3 separate regions of the Homo sapiens genome follow, and regions 1 and 3 are each linked to region 2. The links are chromatin contacts, found by Hi-C or POLR2A ChIA-PET in ENCODE. All regions are on one chromosome and are shown on one strand. The core of a region is the stretch at or near the end of the contact, and the rest is flanking DNA. Distances in the headings are between cores, read along the strand shown.

What was found. A loop is a pair of places that touch in the nucleus more often than their neighbours do. ChIA-PET counts read pairs that join two places held with the same protein, here RNA polymerase II (POLR2A). Pooled maps may share reads with other maps.
Region 1: a loop to region 2 is called in a map of cardiac septum, with 2.7 times the contacts of the local background. The contact joins the enhancer-like site here to the promoter of CDH11 in region 2. A Hi-C loop is called at or near these places in 8 of 168 maps with a recorded cell type or tissue (IMR-90, cardiac septum, gastrocnemius medialis and 4 more), 1 of 37 single-sample maps with no recorded cell type and 11 of 50 pooled maps. POLR2A ChIA-PET finds 5 or more read pairs at or near these places in 2 of 52 experiments (AG04450 and BJ).
Region 3: a loop to region 2 is called in a map of IMR-90, with 7 times the contacts of the local background. The contact joins the enhancer-like site here to the promoter of CDH11 in region 2. A Hi-C loop is called at or near these places in 1 of 168 maps with a recorded cell type or tissue (IMR-90) and 3 of 50 pooled maps. POLR2A ChIA-PET finds 5 or more read pairs at or near these places in 2 of 52 experiments (AG04450 and HEK293).

The regions. Positions count from the first base shown.
Region 1 is chr16:66,248,008-66,252,321 of GRCh38, forward strand. The region is part of intron 1 of LOC105371317 (a long non-coding RNA gene); the gene reads right to left. Among named protein-coding and RNA genes, the nearest start is that of CDH5, 120 kb to the right of the region's middle. Within about 2 kb of position 2,749, at least 12 of the 41 ENCODE cell types and tissues checked have a DNase peak (open chromatin) inside an H3K27ac peak, as active enhancers do; they include IMR-90, gastrocnemius medialis, heart left ventricle and 2 more, where a contact is called at or near this core.
Region 2 is chr16:65,120,808-65,125,298 of GRCh38, forward strand. It overlaps CDH11 (cadherin 11), which reads right to left and starts at 1,256. Exons shown (of 13, transcript NM_001797.4): 1 at 1,073-1,256.
Region 3 is chr16:66,127,902-66,132,709 of GRCh38, forward strand. No RefSeq gene overlaps it. Among named protein-coding and RNA genes, the nearest start is that of CDH5, 240 kb to the right of the region's middle. Within about 2 kb of position 2,755, at least 2 of the 41 ENCODE cell types and tissues checked have a DNase peak (open chromatin) inside an H3K27ac peak, as active enhancers do; they include IMR-90, where a contact is called at or near this core.

The sequences.
Region 1 (4,314 bases), core at 1,499-3,998, 1.1 Mb after region 2:
CAAACAAACACACACCCAAGTGGGAGGACTGCATATTTATTTGACTAATTAGAGGGAATTCACTGAGAGGATGTACAATAACATCAGCCTCTCTTTTTTTTTTCTTTTTGGTAATACTAATTGACATTTTCTTTTGACATTTTATTAGTAGCTCATCTTTATTTTTATTGTGCTCTCAATAAAGTACCAAGGCAAAGCATCGTACTCTCTGGCAATAAATGAGTGTGAATCATGCATCACGTAAATAGCAGTGTCTCGGGAAGCCGGAGGGGCAGAGCGCCAGTTATCAGCCTGATGCCGGGAGGGGAGGGGAAACCCACCCACGGGCATTTATCAGGCACAGACTGAGGCTTTCCAATTTGTTGCCTGGCTGCTGAGAGCACTGGCTGTGCTCAACCCAGTTCCCAAAGAGGCTGCTCTCAGCACTCCTGGGCCTAAGCTGATATTGCATCCTGATGACCAAGAAAAACACACATGTCAGTAGACATCCCAGCCCCTTCTGCCGCCTCCACGCGTCTGCTGTTCATCCCAAGAAAGAGGCAAGAAACTGTTGTCTCAGTCAGGACATTTAATACATGTTTTCTGAGAATCCAAACCTGTCCGGGCTCAGCACAACGTCGCTAAAAGAGCAACTTAGAGTCCCACAGATCTGGATTCAACTTCAGCTCTCTTAGCCTCCATTTTCCATTTGTAAAATGGAAATTAAATACCTACCTCATGGAGTTGTACTGATAATTTAATTAGAAAATTACACAAAGCTGCCGGGCGTGGTGGCTAACACCTGTAATCCCAGCATTTTGGGAGGCCAAGGTGGGCAGATCACTTGAGGTCAGGTATTCAAGACCAGCCTGGCAACATAGTTGAAAACTCATTTCTGCGAAAAAAAAAAAAAAAAAGAAAAGAAAAAAGAAAAATTTGCCCGACATGGTGGCACACACCTGTAATCCCAGCTACTAGGGAGGCTGACATAGGAGAATCTCTTGAACCCAGGATTGCAGTGAGCCAAGATCACGCCACTACACTCCAGCCTGAGCAACAGAGAGAGACTCCATCTCAAAAAAAGGAAAATTACTTAAAGCACCTAACGCAATGTCTTATGCAGGCATGTGTCGCAGTAAGATTTATTGTGGAAAACACAATTAGTCAAGGGACTTAAAACTAGGACATAGTAGTAAAGGAGTGTGAAGAGTTTCACCCCAAAATACTGCTCCCTGGGATAATGCGTGTTTTGTACTGAAGGTCCTTAGAAGGCCTTCAGATGCTAGAACAGACTTTTGCTAAAAGAGACAGATGCTAGAAGAGACTTTTCCTGATCTGCATAAAGACAGGATGGACCCACGAAGGACAGCAATTGTTTTTCCTCCCCAACCTTCCTGTCTCTAAATTCTCTACCTCTCCCACAGCACAGGCTGAAGCTCCCTTATTTGCCCAAAGAAGAAAACAATTACCTCTGATCCCTTCCCTGAAATTTCACTAACTGAACCCATATCACAGGAAGGAAAACCAAAGACTGTCTACACACCTACTAGACAGACTTTGGTCACAAACCATTGTTTGCTCTGCGGACCCAACCGATTTTGTCGCAGGCTATTGTATGTTCTTCAAGCCCACTGAATTCTCAGAAAAATCACTTACTATCCCCCTAAAATCACCCACACTTCCCCATCTCCCTTTCCCCTAAGAAAGCAGGGTATATAAGCATCTGTATCCCACTGATCAATCACTGGGATTCTCACTGTGTGCACAGTAGTCATAAATTTGTTTGCCTTTTCTCTTAGTAATCTGCCTTTTTGTGAGTTGATTTTTCAGCAAATCTTCTGAGGGCAAAGCCGGAAAGCCTTCCCTTTGCACCCACAGTAGATACATAATAAATGCCCCTAATAGACACCATAATAAAAACTCTTTTTCTTCCTTAAAGGTACCCACCTTTCTTGGTGGTGGAGAGAGAGGAAGTCCGAAACACAAATCACTGCAGTATATGACTGACTCCAACAGGTTAGGCAAGTCGGGAGCCACAGAAGGTCTTTGAGCAGCAGAGAGGGATGGCAAGAGCTGCACCACAGGCAGAGAAGCAATACCACCTGTAGCACTGAGCACTTGAAATGTGGCTAGTCCACACTGAAACATGCTGTAGGTATAAAATGCACACTGGATGTCCAAGATTGAGTGCCATAAAAAGAATATAAAATACTCATTAATAGCTTTACAGGCCAGGCACAGTGGTTCATGCCTGTAATCCCAGCACTTTGGAAGGCCAAGGCAGGAGGATTACTTGAGGCCAGGAGTTTGAGACCAGCCTGGGCAACACAGTGAGACTCTGTCTCCACAAAAAATAAAAAAAATTAAAAATTAGCCAGGTATGGTGGCTTGAGCCTGTAGTCCCAGCTATTCAGGAGGCTGAGGTGGGAGGATCGCTTGAGCCCGGGAGTTGGAGGCTGCAGTGAGCTGAGATCACGCCACTGCCCTCCAGCCTGGGTGACAGAGCAAGATCCCATCTCAAAAAAAAAAAAAATAGTTTTTATACTGATTACATGTTGAAATGATACTATTTTGAATATATTACATGAAATGAAATATATTTTTAAATGAATTCTACCAGTTTCCTTCTCTTTTTTAATGTGGCTGCTAAAAAATTCAAAATTATATACATGGCTCACATTATGTTTCCATTGGACAGCACTGGCCCTGGAATGTTTGCCGGATGTATCAGAGCACGGCTGGGGGCAGCAACAACATCTGGGCCATTTCATTCCAGCCAGACTGCTGATGTCCCCTTAGCCCCACCCTGCCTCTCCCACTGCACTGCTAGTTCACTGAGTAATTAACATGCCTTGAAGCAAAAAGCCCCGGCTCCTGAATGTGCTTGACAATGCTCAGAGAGTTTTACAAAGTTGTGTCAACAGGAAACATCCAGACAGTGTTCTCAAACACCCCATGTTATCCAGAGGAGGGATCCAGCGCCAAAGTGCCTGGCTCTTAGCCCCGTGATCTCGTGGCCACAGCTCCGTCCCAGCAGCAGCTATTTCACAAGGTAAATTAAAAAGCAACCAGCATTTTCCTCTCCAACTGGCACCAAATGGATTGTTTTTCTGTAACTATTTCCCTGGTGGAGAGCTCCCTAAAGCCTGCAGGATCTATCCCAACGGACTGCATGCCTGATGCTTCCAGGGATGGAGAATGCACAAAGCAGATATTGTTCCCCTGCACTTGGCTTTGGTCTGCATGCCCCAGGCTCAGACTTGAAATTCAAACCAACAATGCCGCTGACCTTCTGGGTGGGGACCTTGAAACTATGCCTCTCCTTTTCTCTGTCAGCAAAATGGCAATGCTGGGTTGCACGGTCTGGAATATTCTGGGAGAAGGCATGCTACCAGGGCAGTTAAGTGGATGTGTTCTGCAGTCAGAAGGGCCAGGGTTCAAGTCCCGGTTCTGCCACCAACAGGCCAGGCGGCCTGGGGCAAATTACTTTGCCTGTGTGAGCCTGTTTTTTCATTTGTAAAATGGGAATGCAGAGAGGGATGATCTCATGGATTGCTGGGTGGTAGGATTAGATAATGGGGGAAAGATATGTAGTGAGATATTTGGCACCTAGGAAGCACCAAATAAAGTCATCCAATAAATAAAGACTTCACAGTTTGTTTTGGAAGCATTTGTCCAAGCCTCAGAAGGCCTTGGTCCATGCTGGGGTCTCATATCTCTTCCAGCTGCTGCTAAGCAACTCGGGATGCTCAGATTCTGATGCTGCTTCCAGATCCAGAGGATCTGCACCCAGCAAAGGCAGGGACAGGGAGGGGCGAGGGAGAGGGCTCTCTCTGGGGATGCTTTCAAACTAGAAGGAAGCAAAGCTGCGACTGGCGGGTTGGGAGGGGGTCACAAATCTAGACAGGAACAATGCTGTCATTTCGTTTTAGAAATTCCTTAATCTTACTATTTTTTATTTACATTTCAGTAGTCACATTTTGAACATTCAATGTCTTCGGGCAGAAACAAAAATTTCTCAGAACTGTCAGTGACTGGGTGGCCCTATGGCCTCTTAGCTAAATTTGTGTTTGTTTTTTGGTGGTGGTGGTGGTTTTTTTGTGTGTGTTTGTTTTTTAACAGAGTTTCACTCTGTTGCCCAGGCTGGAGAGCAGTGGCACAATCTTGGCTCACTGCAAACTCCACCTCCCGGGTTCAAGTGGTTCTCTTGCCTCAGCCTCTCGAGTAGCTGGACTATTAGCACCCATCACCACATCTGGCTAATTTTTGTATTTTTAGCAGAGATAGGGTTTCACCATGCTGGCCAAGCTGGTCTCGAACTCCTGACCTCAAGTG
Region 2 (4,491 bases), core at 6-2,505:
CGGACAAGGAAGCCGGACCCGCAAGCCTCCCCCGACCCCACTTTCTCTGGGGACTCCGCTTCACAGCGTGAGGCGGGCCCTCCTACAGTTCCTCTGGGTTGGGGAGGGGGGAGAAGGGAGCTCTCCTCGCCGTCCTCCCCATCTGGCCAGCTTCTCAGTGCTTCCCACCTCCCGGCTCGCGTTCCGGGGCAGAGCGCAGGGAGGGAGGCCGTGCGTGCCGGGAGCTAGAGAGGCTTGGCGCGCTCCGAGAAGCGGCGCAGGTTTCGGGAAGGTGTGGTTCTCAAAGTTAACGTTGACCCTGGCAGCTTTCGCCAATCCCAAGCCAGAGGCGAGCCCGAGTCTGGGCCGCTCATGGACCTACTCCTGCGCTGGTGGGAGCTTACAAACGGGCGCCAGAGCTCCCGCAGAGACTCGGGCTGGAGGGCTGTAGCGCACCGCAGCCTGCTGCCCCAGAACCACAGTCGGCGGCCCCAAACCCACGCTATTAAAGTGCGGGCAATCTCCTTCCGGAGCTGGGGTCTTTCCGTTTTCCCGGGCTTACCCGGCAGTCTCGACTGCAGGGACTAAGCCCCGGGGAGCTTTCGGCAGGGATCCGGGAGGATGGAGTAAGAACCCCGCAGAGCGCGGTCATGTCGCCGCTTTGGGGAAGCGGCGCAGGGCTGGCGGGCACCGCGCCGTGGGCGACTTTCCCCAGAGATATGACCGGGGACAGTCGGCGTGTCCGGAGGTCTGCTCTGCAGTCTCTTGCCCCAGCCAGGTACAAACCCCCTCTGCTGTGGCCTCGGCGCAGACCCCACAGGAGGCCGGAGCCAGGGAGAGTCGTGGAGCGCACATCTGAAGCCTCCGTCCCCTGCTTTGCCCGCGCCCACAGCTGGCTCCCTTCTCCCTTTCTGATTTTTAAACAAATCTCTCCCTCCCTTTTGCTTTGCGTTAGTGAAGCCTTCTCGACTCAGATACCACCGTCCCCCTCACCACCCCGCCCCGCCAAGACATTCTCTTCCTGAGAAAATCCTGCCCCCCATTCCAAGAAGCCCCAACCAGGCGAGAGGAAGGGACTGGCGGCGCACCTCACCTGGGGCCCTTGAGGGTGGACGCAACCTCCGAGCCGCCAGTCCCTGGCGCAGGGCAAGCGCTGCGGTGTCAGTCCCGGCCCCAGTCCCGGTCCCATTCACAAGTCAGCGGCGGCTGCGAGCGGCCCCCGCGGCATCTGCTCCTCGGCCCGCGACGCTCCCCTCAGCTGGCGGCGGCCGCGGAATGAGCCGCCGAGCGCGCTAGTGGCAGGAATGAGAAACCGGGGGGAGGTGGCGGGCGGGCAGGCGGGTGCGGGGCGGGGGGGGCGGGAGGAGGGAGGCTGCCGCTGTGAGGGAAGGAAAGGGCGGGGGCTGAGAGAAGCCGAGGCTGCGAGAGGCAGCGAGATGGGCCTCGCAGAGGCTGCGGGGGCCGACCCCGTCCGCGCCCCTCCCCCCAGGGGCCCAGAGATGCTAACCCCTGGATTCGTGGCCGCCCCTCCCGCCCCGTGGCGCGGCGCTCCGACTCCCTCAGGGCTCAGATGGAGTCTGGAGCGACTGAAGTTGGGCTCCAGGGACGCACAGCCAATCAGGGAGGGCGGCGGAGGGAAGCTGGAGAGGGGTTGGGAGCCCCCATTTTCCTCCTTCCCCCAAATCCGCTCCAGCTGGCCAGGCTGGGCTCTCGCCTGGCGGGCCGGGATGGTGGTTGGGGGAAGGTATCGTCCAAGTGAGGGAAGCAATTGGGAATTCGGGAGCGCGTTCTATTCTTTCTCACTCCACCACCCCACCTTCCAAAAATCCCTCAACGTTGGCGGCTCCTGCCCAGCCCCCACCCCTCTCAATCTCCCATCCCTTGCAAACTCTTCTGGTGGCTCTGGTGGTGAAGTCGGGCGGGGAGGGAGACTTAGGACTTGGGAAGAGCCCAGTCTCCGTTCTCTCTCAGCTCTCCTCTCGTCTAGTGCCCCCCACGCAACGCCTCGGAGAGGGGTGCGCGGGGAGCGCTTCGCCGGGGTCGGCCTCGCTCCAGCTTTTGGGAGGGTGCCTTGGCCCCTACCCCAGCCAGGTATCAGTGGCCCCCGCCGGTAGTGTCACTTGTTGCCACTCCCTCGCTACAGACCCGCCAGGGCCCGGTGGAGTGTGCGTTTCTACGGGAGAAAGGGCCTAATGGGGCGCAGCGCCGGAGTCCTAGCTCCTTCCTCCGCTGTTCCCCTCACTGACGACTCGCTACCGTGAGGGTTCCCCGGGCCTGCTTCCTGCCCTCCCTCCCCGAGTCGCCGGGAGAAAGGGCTGGCAGGGCCGGGGCTTAGGAATCACGCCAAGGACTGGGCGGGGCGCTCGCGGTACCGGGAACGGCGTGGGGATCCGCACACCCAGCAGGGAACAACCATGCCTGTGTGGGGACCCCTGGCTTGAACAAGTTTGCAGGGTGGGAGGTGGAGGCAAGAGAGGAGGCGGAGGAAGGTGGAGACGCCAGTGGGTGAAGGCTAAAAAGGAACCGCCTAGGGGGACGGGGATGAGGCTGGGAAAGGAGAAGAGATGGACCCGCGAAAAAGACGGGGAAGGAGGCTGCGGAGGGAAAGCTGGGCGCCACAGCCAAGCAGTTTGAAAGGGCTAGAGGGGAGGAGACGGGCCCAGGAGTTAACGGAAAAAGAGGCCGAAAACGGAAGAGAAAGCTTGGGATCCTGAGCGCATGGGGAAGGAACCCCAGTGCGGGGCTAAGGCAAGAGCGGCCGAGCCCTGCCCTCCAGCTCCTGGTCACCAGCCCGCGGGTCCCGAGCGCCCGCAGCCGCCCGGGTTTCCACACGGCTTGGGGAGACGCCCGCGGGGGCGGGTGCCGGCGAGGCTGCCCCGGGACCTACCCTCTTCGGCCTGCGCGCCCGCGTTTTTCTTGACGACTCCAGGATCCGGGTGGCGCTGCGTGCCTGCCCCCAGTCCGCGTCCTGCGCGGAGAGGATGCCTCTGTCACCCTCTGTGTGGACGTGGCCTTTGAACTCCTCATTCCTCCACTGCGGGGGAAGAGCTGTAAGTTTCCAGCTGCCCGGTTATCTTACTCCTCAGCCTTCCCCCCACCATAGGTGTCCAAGGTGATAGCCCCCTGGGTCTCCAGTAACCCCCCAACCTCGCACCACACTCTGCGCAAGGGACGCGCGAGGACATTGACTCCCGGTGCTTTCCTGTAGAGCGCCAGAGAGCAGATCGTGGTGCCTGCCACTCCTGCCTCCCCCTGTGGGTCCCTGGCCCTGAACCTTTTCAGAGCTCTACCCTGCTTCCTCTGTCTGCCTTTTTGGCCTCTGCTGTAACCCCTAAAACTTTGGGTACTTCCCAAGCCACCGCCGAAAGTCCCCACTCTAATGAGGCATGGTGATGGTAATAGGATGATCTGGTGGCGTCATTTCAGCTTATAAATGAAGTTACTTACACAGGAGAGGATGGACAAGGGGTCCGGCTTTCCCTCAGAGGTACTCGAGTTTTGCTCTTGTTTGGCTACAAACTATTGCCTGGATTTTCTCAACCCTTCCACGTGGTCCTAGAGGGAGTGTGAAGTCACGATCAATCTGATCATACATATATTATACAAAGATGCCCGGGATCTGTAATGATTAGGACATCTCTTGATCCATGAAGCAAGTTTCATAAACTCCCTTTTGGAAGCGTGTCCAAAGATGAACCTGGCCACATGTCAGCTGACATTAGCTGGACTTTGACCTCTCCTCTCTGTTCAGCATTTATCGAATCACAACAGTTGTTTTTATAGACCATCCCTTTAGTAATGGGTGCATCAGCCGATTTTAAAAAGTAAGTTAAAAACTGCTTGATAAGTTTCCACTGACACTACACACCTGAATCAGATGGAACCTAGTGTATAGCAGCAGTCAATAACCCTTTGCACAACCCAGCAAGTTAGGATTCTACTCAAGAGAACAGGAAACATGTTCACACAAAAACACACACCAGAATGTTCATAGCAGCCTTATTTATAATAGCCAAAATCTGGAAACAACACAAATACCCATCAACTGGTGAGCAGATAAACAAAAGAAACAACATAAATACCCATCAGCTGGTGAGTAGATAAAGAAAACAGGGTGTATCCATACCATGGAATATTGTTCAGCAATAAAAGGGGAAGAAATACTGATGTTTGCTACATCACGAATGAACTTCAAAAACATATGCTGAAAGCCAAATGAAAAACAACATATTGTATGATTTTCATTTATATGAAATGGCCATTTATATGAACTGGAAAGGCAAACTTATAGAAACATAAAGCCGTGGTTGCCCAGGGCTGAGGATTTGAACAGGAATTGACTGCAAATAGAACTTGAGGGAATTCTGTTGGGCAATCAAAATGCTCTAAAACTAGATAGTTGTGATGATTGCACAAATCTATAAATTTACTAAAATCATTGAATTGTAACCAAGAAAGAAAAAAAAATCCTTTCATATCTTTATTCCCAGAATATCTGTGACCTGCAGCTAA
Region 3 (4,808 bases), core at 1,505-4,004, 1.0 Mb after region 2:
GGAAGATGGGAGGGGACGCAAGGCAGTTGCCTGGAGGAAGGGTGGGGACCAGGGAGCTGGGACAGGTGGTACCGCGGATGCACCGCCAGCATGTTAAAACGCTCTCCCCACAGACCCGACAATCACCAGCGCTACACACCCGACAATTTGAGATTTAGACATATTCAAGTTTTCTAAGCCTCAAATTAGCCCTTGTAAGAGCTTATCTTCTTTCCCCCCAATTGACTTTAATCAAGTGCCTCAGAAGCTGGGAAATATTTTAAGTTAATCAGGCCCTTAATGCGGTGCCTGGGGAATGCCGCCGAGCTGCCTGCTCCTGCTCCTCCCTTCACTATCCTTTTCCCATCTCTTCCTCTCTTCCCTTTTCCCCCCACTGCATTTGTGAAATGCTTGGCAAACGTGTCTCACCAGTGAAAGGGAGACCGAAAGAGAGAATGCGACAGTGAACACGACACATTACAGCAACATCATAAAATGGTTTTCCTGACATTCGTAGGCAAATGCTGGCTACAGTAATGAGCAGCCTTTGTGAAAATGTTTCTATCCGAAATGTTTTAATAAGTGCTTAAAGTGCACGGAACACATGGCAGATTCCTGCCCAACAAGAACTCACAGCACAGTGACCTCATTTCTGACTCCCAACTACAAGCCAAGGTCTGACGAGATGGCAAATACTTGAATACTGATAATCATAATCATGAAGATTTATCGACCACTTACTATGTGCTCGCTGCTGTGTTCTACATATGCAGACTCATTGGCTTTCCACAAAGTAAAAGTCCTTTAAGAGCAATACAATTACTATTTCTGTCTTATAGGTGATGAAACTGCAGCCTAAAGAGGCTAAGTAATTCATTCCAAGAGCGTTCTACTGAGAACTTGCGAGCACCCAGAAATTCCAAGCTGGATGTATTCCGTACCCCGAGTCTACGTAGCGAGATCTGATAACCCCACAAAACAAGGGGCGAGGCTGCAGGACTCCAGAAAGGGCAGGCTGAGGTCAAACACACATCTGTATCTCACATCAGGCTGCCCAGAGGCACACCTTGAGATGAGAATTTGTGTGCAGGAGATTTATTTAAGGAAGAAGGAACAGAAATGAGAGAGTGAGAGAAGAAGGAAAAACAGGGAAAGGGAAGAAACCAAGCAAGGGTGGGATTTTAGGCAAAGTCCCAACCTCAGCCTGATCCCCTGGGGGACCCTGGAGCATAGATTACACCTCAGTGTTTGTCCTACCTCCAGCAAGGGAGCAGCCTTCTGTTTTCCAGCACCAGTTACTCATTGGCTGCAGGCTGCCCGGGAGGCAACAGGATTCCAGGCCCTTTCAGCTCTCTGTGCTCTTAGGTGAAGTGGATCCACAGGTTCAAGCAGTCAACGGTGAAGCAGATGTTACTGCATGCACAGATGGGCCAGAGGGATCTGAGGGGATCTGAGCAGAGCCTTGTTGGTGTCCCCTGCAATCTATTTAAATCCTGAGGTGTTTATCTAGCTGTGTGGCGTTGGGCGAGTTTCTTAACCTCTCTGAGTCTCAGGATCTGCACCTGTGAAATAGGAATAATGATTCCTATTCCTTTCAGAGTTAGCATGAGAATTCAATTAGATAAAATGAGGATGTGTGATTTAAAATTGGCATCAATACTCCATGATGCAGCATTGCCCAAATGGCCATAAAATTCCCCAAAAAGATAGAGGAAAAGACCAAAAAAATGATTATAATTTTTTATAATCAGCCCCCATCCTTCCCCATCAATGAGGAGGCCATTTTGAACTATCCCTTTGAGCTACGACCATACACGCAGAATTAGGTCTTCCCCTTAAAACCCAACCACTTTGGGCCCGAGAAAAAGCTCCCCGATAACAGTTGGGAGCCGCCCCATGCAAAGTCAGCTCCCCACACTGCACATCAAGTGCCTGGGCCTGCATCTCTATTTTGCTACTACCCAGAGGATGGAGCTTATAAAATTTCAAAGAAAGGGCCCATGTGAAAGGGGGAGAGAAGAGACGTAGGTCCAGGGTTGGTGTCTGCCAGAGTTCTCTCTAATCTAGCCCCACTGTTTTAGTTCTTTAATTAAGTGCCTCTGCTCACATTCCCCACTCACCTTCCCTAGAAACCCAACTATATTGAGCAGATATGTAAAAGCCGACAATTAAATTGTCTTATCAAATTTTCGCAGCTTATTAAGTTGTTCAATTGCATGGGAAATGATTAGTGTCTGTAAATAGAGAAAGAAAGCATCAGCCCAGGAGGCTGCAGACTGGGGCTGGAGGATCTAAAGGTAATCTCCTAGAAGGGGTGGGGGTGTGGGCTGGCCTCACTGAATTCTCGGCAGTGTCCCCCTTCTAGTCCTCAGAAAGCCCAACAGGCTTTTCATTGAACATCCAGGTAGGAAGGAGTGGCAGAGATTAACTGACTTCTCTGACGTCCCAGAGAGATCCCTGGACCTGGAGACAGGAGGCAGAATTTTCAAGTCTAAACTCCATCATTTACCAGGTGCGGGAACTCAGGAAAGCCACTGACACACCCTCAGTCTGTTTGCTTATTCCATTTGGCCAGGACTGGGGCAGAGACCTCATTCCTGGTGATGCCTGGTGCTCACTCAGTGCCTTACTGAGGGTGGCCTGGTACTCAGGAAGAAGCCTCTTGTGTAGCTGCATGTAAACAGCTTCCACCAGTGTGCTTTACAGATCAGACCCCAAGCAAGCCTCCTTCCTTCCTGTCCAGGAGGGCCTCTCATTAACAAATTCTAGAGTCTAAGCTTAAAGTCAGTGCCTGACCATCAGGAAGGCTGAAGCCCTCGTGCCCCAGCAGCATTCCTGTGGTCGCTGGTGGAATTGTTTATTCCATTTTGGATATGAAAAGAGAAAGCTTTATGTGCCTCATTTTCCAGGAATGTCTCATTTAGATTAGCTGTTTGTTGTTGGTCCAGCCACCTCCACCCCACCCCCCAAAAAACTACAAATTACATAGATATGTGAATAAAACAGCCAAAATTTGACCGTTGGCATGGATGCTGAGCACCATCACTCACTTTGCTTAAGGATAGGGTATCTTTTAAAATCTCGTATTGGCTTCAGCTCAGTTCCCTGAAAATATAGAGGAGCTACAGAACCCCCTAGGGCTCTAGGAGTGGGACTAAGCAGGAAACTGGGGAAAGGACTTTGAAGGGATCCCTTTTTTTCTCTTGGATCAAGACATCCATGTTGGATAAAATCTGAAATAAAAAAAAATAAAAATAAAATAAAATAAAAAAAACAGAGAGTTTAGAAGTAGCCTGGGCCCAGCCAGGCAGAGAGGCTGTGGCCAGGGCTGGACTACTGAACACGTGGTCTGATGGCTTAAGACAGGAGCAAAGCAGAAACTCCCAGAACAAATTTGCCATGCACAGTGCAAATGAGTAGAGAGTTGGGGTCGGCCTCTGTCCAACCTACATCCACATCCCTTGAAGCAGCACCTATCCCATGACTCATCAACAATTATCCCATGATTCATCAACTGTTGAAGGGGTCACGGTGCATCAGCCCCAAGAAGAACTATAACAACATACAGTTTTGCACAGATTTCTTCATAACTTTAGGGCACTGTCACATTCACCTGCCTGGTGACCCTCTTAATGTCCCTGAAAGGGGCAGGGCAGCTCTCACCACCCCTATTTGTTCTCATTGGAAACTTCCAAGCTTAGAACTTCAACCATTGCATAATCCATTGCGTAGAGTTGAAGTCAGGTTTACTTGACTTGTTCAAGTTTGCAAAACAACCTCTAAGTAGCCTGGGAGTAGAACTCAAGGTTTCTAACTGAATACACTCTTTCATACCATTTCAAAACACTTTGGGAAAAGACCCATAATAAAGTCACAGGCCACCAAAAATCCATTATGCCCCAGTCGGAAACTCAAGACCCTGGGCACAGGCATCCCAGAGAAAAGTGAAGAGAGGATGTTTTCCTTTCTTCTTGAGGTCAGCTGCTGAGTTCTTCCTGTACATAAAGACTCCTTTTCTCAGTTTTTCACGACATGAAGCACTGTTGCTTATATTCTGGCAACGCTTTAAATGCTTTGCTCACAACTCCTTCCCTCCTTCTCCACTCATTTCCCTTTTATGAACATGCTATCCTTATCCAGAATGACAGGTGCTGTGGGGAGAAAAGCACAAGAAAATCTAACTTTCTTATAAACATACAAAAATTTGCAATGTGAGAATTCTCTTTTTTGATGGATTAGTCATGCATATTCTACACAATGAGTCAGCTAAGTTAGAAACATTAATGGATTCAATGGAACCTGGGACATCTTTTATTATTAATACCAGGACCCACCCTGGTGTGGATGGGTCACCAAAGAAGCATCGTCTTATTCACTAAATGGGACACAGAGTTGAATTTTGGACCTGGGGAGGTTTGCTTAGCTGTGGAACAGTAGGGCACAGAGGGAAGAGAACCCATCAGATACAGATAGGGTGCAAATGTCAAGTTCAGTGCTAACAGGGACCCTCGAATTTTATGAAGCAGACCTCTTTGTCCTCGGTCATTCCAAGATAATAAGCCAGGAGCCTCCAGGAGGTCATGGATGAAGCAGAAAGAAAACTGAGCAGAGAACGGATGAAAATGGGAGGTGAAGTTGAAGGAGGAGGAATGGAGTGGAAGGCAGGATAGAGAAGAGCCAGAGCAGGGAAATTAACAAAGAGATGCAGTGCCTTCCCCAAATTAACAGAGATTCAGTGCCTCTTTGTCAACTAAAGAAAAAGCCACACCAGGCTTGAGGTCAGGTGAGAGGCTGCTCAGTAGCATATGTCCCGGGAACTGAGAATTTTC